2 separate regions of the Homo sapiens genome follow, and region 1 is linked to region 2. Evidence: chromatin loops called from intact Hi-C (ENCODE). Cell type or tissue: stomach. All regions are shown on one strand. Links, peaks and the distances in the headings refer to the core of each region. The heading gives the core; the rest is flanking DNA. Region 1 overlaps FBN2 (fibrillin 2). Region 2 has its middle 130 kb from the start of SLC12A2.

Evidence for each region. Peaks named below come from ENCODE experiments on the same cell type or tissue, not always from the same donor. Only the 100,000 strongest peaks of a DNase experiment are listed, where the experiment ranks them.
Region 1: it touches region 2 in a loop (8-fold over the local background); 79 of 110 quality-filtered maps call a loop at or near these places.

Annotation. Positions count from the first base shown.
Region 1 is chr5:128,496,528-128,501,916 of GRCh38, reverse strand. The region is part of intron 5 of FBN2 (fibrillin 2); the gene reads left to right. Among named protein-coding and RNA genes, the nearest start is that of FBN2, 39 kb to the left of the region's middle. In stomach, for the core only: a CTCF peak has its summit at 2,884 (motif pointing right); a DNase peak (open chromatin) is centred at 2,866.
Region 2 is chr5:128,210,108-128,215,496 of GRCh38, reverse strand. No RefSeq gene overlaps it. Among named protein-coding and RNA genes, the nearest start is that of SLC12A2, 130 kb to the right of the region's middle. In stomach, for the core only: a CTCF peak has its summit at 2,025 (motif pointing left); a DNase peak (open chromatin) is centred at 2,016; H3K27ac peaks cover 463 bases.

The sequences.
Region 1 (5,389 bases), core at 121-5,120, 290 kb before region 2:
TTCTCCATTTTTAGGTTCTCTACTTCAAGTATATTGATTTCTTTTTTTAGACTTTTGATCTTTTATCCACTCTTTACTTCTTTTGATCTTTATCAGTAATTCTTTTTAGCAGTGTCTGTTCTGTTGTTTTTGCCAATTAGTGTAATGGTTTTATAATCATATAAGATATCTTACTTTGTTTTTAGTTTATTTAGAAGTTTCTCTTTTATTTCACTGTTTTGTTTGATCATTTAGACTTTATTTAGCCCTTTTGTTACTGAATTCATTTCCTTATATATTTATTAACAAATAGCTTTGTAATACAAAGAAATCATGCATAATTTTCTTTTGTTTTCTCATTATTTTTTCCTACAATGCAGTATTCTTTTCTTAATCTGCTTTGTGTATTAGGAAAAAATTATAGTATGGTACATAGTTCCCGACCCATTTCTTTCTGTCTTCTGCTTCCTTGAAATGGGCTTTTGCATTAATTTGGTATAGATGAATTTTTCTTTTCTCCCTTTCAGAATTACCTAGGGATTGTTTTCCTTCCCTAGCTCCTGTTTGAGAGCCAGGTATTTCAAGTGCATTATGTTCTGAGCCCCTATGAGGAAAGGAAGAGCACAGCTGGGATTTGGGCAGCAGTGATGAAAGGATCTGAGCTCTGTACTTTCTCAGGTTATTCTTCACATATTTTGTGTCAGGATCACTCCCTCTTGTCATGGAAGTATTCTTTTTCAAAGAGGATATCCCTGAAATTTGAATGATTGCTCCCATTTCAGCTACAGGACCTGATGCACCATTGCTATCAGAAAATCTTGCTTGGTGTTAGTTTTCTGTATTTGTCTCATCATTCCTCAGCATTAGTCTGTCTTCCTTATTGTGATTGTAAGGGGCTTCACCCCAGCCTGCTGCTCCCTGAGAATCCTTTGTTCTTATGTTCTTTGTGCTTAATGCTGAGGATAACTAACCCTGTGTGATGATATAATTCTGTCTTCACTGTCCAGTTTTCTCCCATCTGGTAGAGATCACAATGACTGGGCCTTTCTGTTTTTTTATTTTTGTTTTTGTTTTTGTTTTTTCTTCGAATGCGATGTTATGTGGGTAGGTAGGGATTTTAGTCCTATAATTTTTAACTAATTTATCCATAAGCTAAAGACGAACTCAGCTCTTCAGAAGGAATAGTCAGATTTCGGCCGGGCGCGATGGCTCACGCCTGTAATCCCAGCACTTTAGGAGGCCGAGGCAGGCGGATCACGAGGTCAGGAGATCGAGACCATCCTGGCTAACATGGTGAAACTCCGTCTTTACTAAAAATACAAAAAATTAGCCGGGTGCGGTGGCAGGCGCCTGTAGTCCCAGCTACTCGAGAGAGGCTGAGGCGGGAGAATGGCGTGAACCCGGGAGGCGGAGCTTGCAGTGGGCCGAGATCGCGCCACAGCAGTCCGGCCTGGGTGGAAGAGCGAGACCCTGTCTGAAAAAAAAAAAAAAAAAAAAAAAAAAAAAAGAATTGTCAGAGTCTCATCATTTTCATTCCCTATATCATTTGAGGGAAGAGGGGTTATGACACTCTTCCGTTTCATTCCTTGTCTGTTGTTTTTCAAACATGTCAGGAATTTGGGCATATTTCTTCTTTAGCTGCTGACAGTAAAAGTGTTGTTAGTTTCATTTGACCTTTGTTGTTGTTGTTGTTGTTGTTGTTGTTGTTGATATTAGCTGTGGGAAAGGGAGACTCTGTGATATGGTTTTACTCTACTGTATTTTCCAGGAATTTTTTTTATCACATTTAAAAAGTTTTTGACCTGAAATCTATCTAAAGTCACACAGAAAGCCAGGAGGAGGGGCTTCCAATCGAAGATGATATAGTTTGTGATACTGCAGCTGACATTTAAGACTAATATTGTTGCACTTTATTAAGTGCATATTACTCAATCAAGAAACGTTAATTCTGTGGGTGCCTCATCTTCTGCGAATTAAAGACTGTGTTTCCCATGACCATACTTAATGTCGTGGTTTAATGCATGCAAACTTTTTGCATATGGGCAAAGCCTTATGTTTGTGAATGTCTTCATCTGATTTAGAAATAGCACACAAAGTACATTCCAAATCTTGAACAAGATGGTTTTCATCTTAAAAAAAAAAAGAATTAAGTTCTGAATGTCACAGTAGAGAGTTTAGTTAGAATTTAACAGATTACTGTGTTCTTGAGCGTGTCAATTTACAAGTAATTTCTTGTTTGAAAAATGAGGACATTGGGCTAGATCAGTGTTTACTCATCTTGCTTGGTCATAAGAATCACCAGAGTATTTTTGTCAACAGTATTGATTCCCACATCTGTTCCTTGGAGATTCAAATTCAGTACTCTGAATACAGTGATTTGCAACCATTGTTGCTTATTATCATCACCAGGGAGTTTTTAAAAATCTCGGCACTCAGGCTTCATCCCCTATCAATTACATAAGAATCTCTGGAGCCATAGGACCCATGGCCAAACATTAGCATTTTTTAAAGCCCGCGAAGTAATTGTGCTATAAGGTGAAGTTTGTGAAACATTGGTATAGCATGAGGCCCTTACAAAGTACCCCAGGGCATTTTTATAATTAGCTAGGCTTAAGAAATCATTTATTAAAATATCTCTAATATTTTATCCAATAATTCAATTTTCACATTGAATAGTGCCTAAAATGAAGCCACTCTGGGTATAATTTACTACTAGATTATTTTGAAAGATTTATAATGTCTTAAAATTCTGTTACCAGAATAGATTTTGCCTCTCTCTGATGAGGCAACGCTGGATTTGGAATAGTCAACTTTATGTTAAGGTTTTCTCCATCTCTCATACTTTTAAATCCCAATGTAAGAAGTACATACTCCCTGCAGGGGGCAAAATTGAGCCAAGAATGTTTATAATAGCTTCGAATCTTGGCTTGGTTACTATGTGGTAAACTAAGAAATAACCCAAATAAACTTTAAAAATAATATGTAGAATGACTTGTAAATGAATGGGAAGCTTTATCTAGTTTTTTAAAAAGGAAAATCCTACTCGTTTGAAGGAAATTAATGACAAATCTTGCTAAAACTAAATCTGTATCTTAATCAGTTATTACATTATAGATTTGTAGATTATAGTAAGATTGTAGAGATCATAGTGAAATATATAAAGGAATGTAACCCTGCACACTTTTTAAGTACTACTTATATAATACTTCTCTTTTTAGAATAATTACTGACATTCATAAGTATTCATTTCTTATTTCACAGTTATGTATTTTCTATTGTTTATGACTCTACAAAGCTATAAATAAGTATAGTTTATTTCCCTGCATTTGAGTGAAGCCAGAGGAACTTGAGCTCTCTCTTGTAAAAATATAAATAATTTGTGAAGGAGGTGGTGTCTGAAGAGTCGTTTGATAAAAAGACAGTTTGAGGGCTTGGTTGGTGCTAGGGAATACCAAGGTCCATTTTTTCAGGCACAGAGCACTTGAGGATAAAAACCTAGAGCTGAACTAGACAAGATCAAAGAACAGCTGAGCAGATAATGGAGAAGGAGTTGGAGGAGTGAGGAAGGTACTTTGGGAAATCCCAGTGGAAAGTGCTATATTCATTAATTATCCCGTGACTGGTGAGATGTTGGAGATTTTTGCTTCCATTGGCTGTTATGTATGAACAAGAAAATATATGAGATTTTGCATAAGCCCTAGCCAGACTCTTCAGTAACTTCCAGGTCCCTGTGGGGCCATGCAAGAATCACTTTGATGGTGTCAACCTTCAGAATGGTTTGGGTTTGAATGGTCATCTCTTTCTGGAGTCCCCAAAGGAAGCAAATGTGCTCTGCCCTCTGCATTCCCAGTAATGTGTCTGACACACTGGTCCAACTCTGGGCTCTGCCATGCCTCTCTCCTGCCTCCCTCTGATGTCTCACAGTCCTCCTCAGGACAGAGGGGTTGGGCTTCCTTTTGCTTTTGCTTTTCCTTTTCCTAGTTTCAGGTGGGTGTCAGAAAGGGATAAATTGGTTGAGGCATGAGGGGTTCTAAATTGGGAGTTATTTCACTAAGTATGTTCTGGCATATATAAAGAATTTGGTACATTGCATGATACAAATGGCTAATAATTTTTTTCTGTTACTTAACTAGAATTATGAAACAAACTCTCCTAATCATTCAGTTAAAACTGTTTGGAGATTTTGTGTTAATTATTTTAACTATCACGTTACCAGGAATATTGAAATATGGCTCCACCTCTTCCACTAGCTCAGAGACATCACTGTGAACTAGAAAAAACACCCCCTTTTAAAAACACTTTATTGCCAGAAATTTGTCATGATAAAACATAGAAGTCTAGATCGACTATACTTTGAATTACCTGTGCCTGGAGACTGCAGTATGCCTTTCCTTTTACGTGCTGGTTCTGGATGGTTCAGGCCACTTTCTTGAGTGTTACGATGACAACAAAGCAAATCCCTAAAATTACTTAACCACTTTGTACAAGTTTGAAGTGGACTTGTTGCCCCCACTATTTTGTTCCTCATCCATTTGGGATTAGATTTGTGATGATTATCAAACCAGATCCTAGAAATTCAGCTCATAGTTCAAAGTGGCCCAAGAAAGTGTAATCCACAAATCTCTGAGGATCTAGGATTTCTGGTGTGTACTCATCCATGGTACATCCACATGTGTCATTGTTAAGTTTTCCTAAGTCTGGTGTTTGGTATTCCAGGTGTTGACATGTCATCAGGCTGCCCTTCATTATAACTCAAAACAAGGAACCTATTTCTGTACCTCACTCCCATCTGTTGAAGACACTTAGGAAAGGATATCCTTCAGTCTTAAATCATTGTTCAATTTGTTCTTTTTCTATTTCTTTCTTTCATGGAATATCTTTTCATTTATATTTTTAAACATTTATTTCAACAATGTTTTATACATTTCAGAGTATAGTTTCGTACTTCTTTTGTCAAATTTATTTCTATTTTATTCTTTTTAGTGCTATTGTAATAGAGTTGTTTCAGTTTTATTTTTGAAACATTTATTTCCAGTGTACAGTAATGCAGTTGAGTTTTGTGTATTGATGTTGTATCTTGCAATCTTGCAGAACTTGTTAATTCTAATAGTCTTCAATGGATAATTTAGGATTTTACATGTATTATATATTAAATATATTTTTTCATAATGTATATTTTATAATATACATGAAATGCGTGAGTGTTGCCATCTACAAATAGAGATGGTTTTACTTCTCTCATTCCAACATGGATGCTTTTTCTTTTCTTTTCTTGTCTGATTCTGGCTGGAACCTCTGGTACAAATGTTGAATAGAAGTGGCAAGATCAGATTTCCTTGTCCTAGTCTGATCTTACGCGGAACGTAACAAGTATTTCACCATTAAATATGATATTATCTATGAGTTTTTT
Region 2 (5,389 bases), core at 119-5,118:
CCCTTCCTCCAGCAGGCAAATCACAGTGTTAGTATGTACATCCCAAGGGCCAAGGGGTAGGAGGCAGGGGGCACTCATTTGTGAGGGGCATGGACAGAGCCTGGACATATGGCCTGGGTGTCTGCACACATGCATGTAAGACCTCTTGGGCAGCTGGGAGGCAGTTCTTCCTGCGTGTTCATGCTGTGGGGTAGAACCTTGAGGGTTCTGGGGACCCACATTCTTCCCAGGCCATCAGGAAGGCATATTTTTCAACTTAGGAGGATAGAACATATTTCATTCAACAGTTTTTAGCTTGACTTCTTACTTTAAAATGATAAATTATTATACAGGGCCTCCATTTATAACTCTTGTTCCAGACCTTGAAAAGCTGAGGGATAGGCCTGGGCTCATGTGTCAGATTTGGGATTTTATTCACCTAAGTTTGTCCTGTGTTTTCTCGTAAAGACTCACAATCCTGAAATGAATTAAAGGAGATGTGGAGCAGTTTGGTTGGCCTGGACTTAAGATTAAAAGGCACATGCAAACTTTACCTGGGAAAAATTTGCAGCCTCTCCAGTTTATATCTAAGTTCTCAAAGAAAAGATGTTTGTAGACTTTTTCTGTGTCTCCAATTCATCAAACCTAAGTTGTCAAAGTCAAGATATTTCAAAAACAACTTTTAAAGGACTTTTTTATCCTTTGATTGTTGAGCTTATCTGAAGTATAACTTCACAAGTATATACTCAGGGAATTATTTCTGTCCTATTGATAATTTAGAAGGATTTGATTGGCTCTACTGAGTAGTCCTTGATAGGGCACATACATTCTGTACTGCAGAGACTGGGTAAGTTTCCTTGTACTGGTTCTGGATATGAGTTTATCCACCGTCACCCATGACCTCCCAGTGGAAGGGAATCCTGATAGTTTCTAATGCCATACGTTGTTATGGACATAAAATAAATAACAATTTGCCAATAAAAAAAATTATTGCCTAGTGTCACTATGGGAAAACTATTTCTGTGACATTAACTTAAGGGTAGAATAGCTAAGAAAAACTTTTATTGATTTATGAGATGAAAGTTTATGAAAACTAGTTTTTATGCCTGAAAGCTCTTTTGAATTTGCAATAATGTTACTAACAGGTAAGCAGACCTTTGGAATCCATATGCCATATTTTAAAATCACACACATGCACACACTTGATCTGATTATTTGGGGTAAGATAAAGGAAGCTCTAAAAAGAAAAAGGTATTTCCTCTGACCCTAGAAGGCTTCCTTCTTCCCCATTTCTTAAATTTATATATCTCGTGTAGATTTTGAAGGTTCATTCTGAAAACTAAACTTGTCTTTATCTTGACTGGCTTTAGAAAAGCGAAAAATTTTATATTTCGAGGAGCCAAGCAGGCTCGAAATTGATTTCTGGCCAACCCACTGACTAACTGGAACCTCAGGAAAAGAATTTAAACTTCCTGAAAGTCAGTGACGTCATCTGTAAAATGGGGGTATTGATACCTGTCTCACAGGTTTCTCTAAGAATTAAGTAGTAGCAGCCATACAAAGTACTTGGCACAGTGCCTGGCTCACAGTGACACTTGATCATGTATCTATAATATTATTGCCATTGCTTTTTCATGATTAGTTCCTGAGACTTGCTGTTGTTAAAGTGTATTAACTTTGCAATTTCTCTACCATTTCTTTCAAACAAATACTTGGATAAAAACTGATAATTTTTCAAACATATCTTTGAAATCTTTCAAACAAATACTTGGATAAAAACTGCAATTTGTCTACCATTTCTTTCAAACAAATACTTGGATAAAAACTGATAATTTGATAGATTCTTGTCAGTGCCTGCCTGCCTCCTCAGATGAGTATATTGGTGGGCCAGAGCAAATGGCCTTGGATTAGCATCCGCTCCTTCCCCACACCTACTCAGGCCAAACAGCCTCAACACTACATTGCTAACACAACAGAATCAACATTTCAGCCCCGAATTTTCAATGTTTGCCACAGTTCACCCGCTTCCAACAGCAGTTTCCTCAAAAACAAGGGCAACATCGCCATCTACTGTTGCCACACAATCACTGAAGAGAAAATTGCTTGCTCTTAACAAAGTAAAGAAACTGGGAACATTTTTGTTTGATACCTTATAAAATCATTCCATTTCTACTTCAGCTACCAGAAGAAGCCCTATTTTTACAGAGGTTCACTGTTTGAACACCTCTTGGTGGGACCTGAAAGTGGCTTGAGAGTGAGCATGGGCCCTGGCTGCATTTAGTCAAATTTCTTCTCCCAAATTTTGTATCATGTGTATCTTCGAACTTTCACCCTCAACTTATTTATACTTAAAAATGACTGATGGGTGGCAATTTGTGTGTGGTTTGGCATCTCCACTGTGCAAATTGGATGGGCAGTGGGTTCAGAGAAGTGGGGGAATAGTGAGAAATAGTGAGGCCAATCTTTCCGGTTACTGCTCTAAGGGGTTATCCTGGCTTATCACATTCACATAAGAGCCTGTGAGAGTGAAGTCCACTCCCTAGATCAGTGCCCTTGTGCCTCACCACCAAGTCTTAAACCTGTCCCCACCCCACAGACAGCTGACAGCAGTGTCATCTAAATGTAATTTTTGCCCTCTGCCTCAACTGTGATTTATTACTGCGTGCTAACAAATGGCCATCCAAAGCTTTTAACTGTAAAGTGGTTTTGGAAGCAGTTTGTATGAAGGAAACTTTGCAAAAGCAAGCCCTAAGTACTGAACCATGTTGGAGAAGAGGTGCCCTTTTGTACATCACTTTTGTGCACATTCTTGTCTGGCTTTTTATTTTTCCATCACCTCACTCGGCACAGGAAAGCATCTTTCATCTTGGTGTGGCTGTCTTCCACACTGCAGTATTAGTTCAGTCTCTGGTGGACTATTCTGGCCTCTGGGTGTGTGCCTCAGATGCTAAGCAAAACTGTAAGACTGCTGTGTAATAAGTTGGGAGGTGACAGTTCATTTTGCACAGACAATAATATAAAGTGCCTTTACGTCATACCAGAATTAGCTGCACACTCCCTCACAAAGAACAAGGCCCCCTTTTCATGTCCCAGGCAGGAAGCAAAGTGACTTAGAACAAGTGGGATTTTTTTACATCTTTGAAAGTGTTTGTCTCCACCACAGGACCGGATGCCAGACCTTAGATTCCAGCTCCTTTCGGGGTCATTTCCCTCTTGGAATCAGGATCAAGGTGGGCAGAGCCTACGGTCAGGCCACAGTACACTCTTGGGAGAGGCAGCTTGGATTACTTTAGCACAAGGGACTTTCCAAAACCAAAGTTATTAGGAAAAGCAGAATGGAGAATATTTGGAAAAAATGCTGTTAACACCTGATCCACACGTTCTTTCCTTCCCCTGTGCTGCTCATAATCACTTACAGACGCTGAGGTGTGTAGGAACGGACAGGCAACCTCAGCCTGCAGAGACCCCAAGACATGACAACATGGAAGCCTCACCTCGGATACCGTTTCTGGTTTGATTCTAATTATACATTTAAATTTCAGGGGAAACTTTAACAAGAAAAAACATAACCCCACTAGTGTTTTCTTTTTTGCATGCTTCGTTGTAGTATTTTGCTCTTTCTTTCAATTACACAGACCTGTTAAAATTTGTTACTATGATTTTAGACTTGTCTGTTTCTCCTGGTAGGTCTGTCAACTTTCCTTTATATATTGTGAGACTGTATAATAAATGCATGTAAATTTTTTATCTATTTTCTTTTTTATGGGAGGTTTTTTTATTTTCCAGCTTTATTTAGGTGTAACTGACAAAATTGTATTACTGTTAGGTGTACAGTGTGATGATTTAATATGTGTATATATTGCAAGATAATTATTGCAATCAAGTTAGCTAGCTATCTCTTCACCTAGTTATTTTTTTTGTATAACATTTAAGAGCTACTCTTTTAGCAAAATTCAAGTGTACAACACAGTATTGTTATAGTCACTATGCTGTACATTAGATCCCCAGAACTTAAAACTGAAAGTTTGTACCCTTTAACCATTATTTCCCCATCTCCCCCACCCCCCAGCCCCTGGCAACCACTATTCTATGATCCATTTCTATGAGTTTAGCTTTTTTTAGATTCTGCATATAAGTGAAATCATACAGTATTTGCCTTTCTTTGTCTTACTTAATTCACTTAGCCTAACACCCTCAGGTTCATCCATGTTGTCGCAAATGGCAGGATTTGCTTCCTTTTTAAGGTGAAATAATATTTCATTGTATATACATATACAACACAATTTCTTTATCCATTCATTGTCAATGGACACTTAGGTCTTTTTCATATCTTGGCTATTAGCTGCAATGAACATGAGAGTGCAGATATCTCTTGGAAATACTGATTTCATTTCCTCTATCATACATGCTATTAAATGCATGCAAATCTTAAGTTATTTTATCTCTCCCTTAAACCTTTTATCATTCAAGAGCAACTTTATTTTTAAGTAATGCTTTATGCCTGAAAGTTTCTTTTGTCTGATATTAATATAGACCACACCAGTCTTCTTTTCTTTATACTTTTATCAGGTATACTCTTTCATCATTTTAATCTCAACTATTTATCATTAATATTATTTAGATGTATCTAAATATAATCATTTTATGTATTTTTATTATATATATAATTATATATATTTATATATAATTATATATTTTATATATTAAAATATATATAATTTTATAAATATATAAATTTATATAAATAAATCTATATAATAAAATAATATAAATATTATTTAGATGTATCTAAATTATGTTATTTAGATGTATAATATATAGATTTAATATATAAATAATATAAATATATTTATATTATTTAGATGTATCTAAATATTTATATTTAGATGTATTCATATTCATATTATCTAGATTTATCTCTTGTTAAACAACATATGGTTGGGTTTTTTTTTGTTTTTCTAAACAAGCATTCTTTTTTCTTTTAACTGGAGGATATGACCCATATGGCTTTAGTGTAATTACAATTTTGTATTTTGTTTGTTCCTTCCATATTTCCTTTTTGGAGATTGCTTGAGAATTTTTTACCTTTTTCCTTCTCTTAATTTGGAAGATATCCTTTTTTTCCTCCCCCTAGAGACAGGTTTCACTCTGTTGCCCAAGATGGAGTACAGTGGCTCAATCATAGCTCACTACAGCCTTGATCTCCTAGGCTCAAGAAATCCCCCTGCCTTAGCCTCCTCAGTAGCTAGAACTATAGGCACAAGCCACCATGCCTGGCTCAATTTTTTTTCTTTCTTTCCTTTTTTTTTTTTTAACTTTCTCGTAGAGATAGGGTCTTGTTATATTGCCCAGGCTGGCCTTGAATTCCTGGCCTCAAGTGATCCTCCCACCTCAGCCTCCTAAGTAGCTG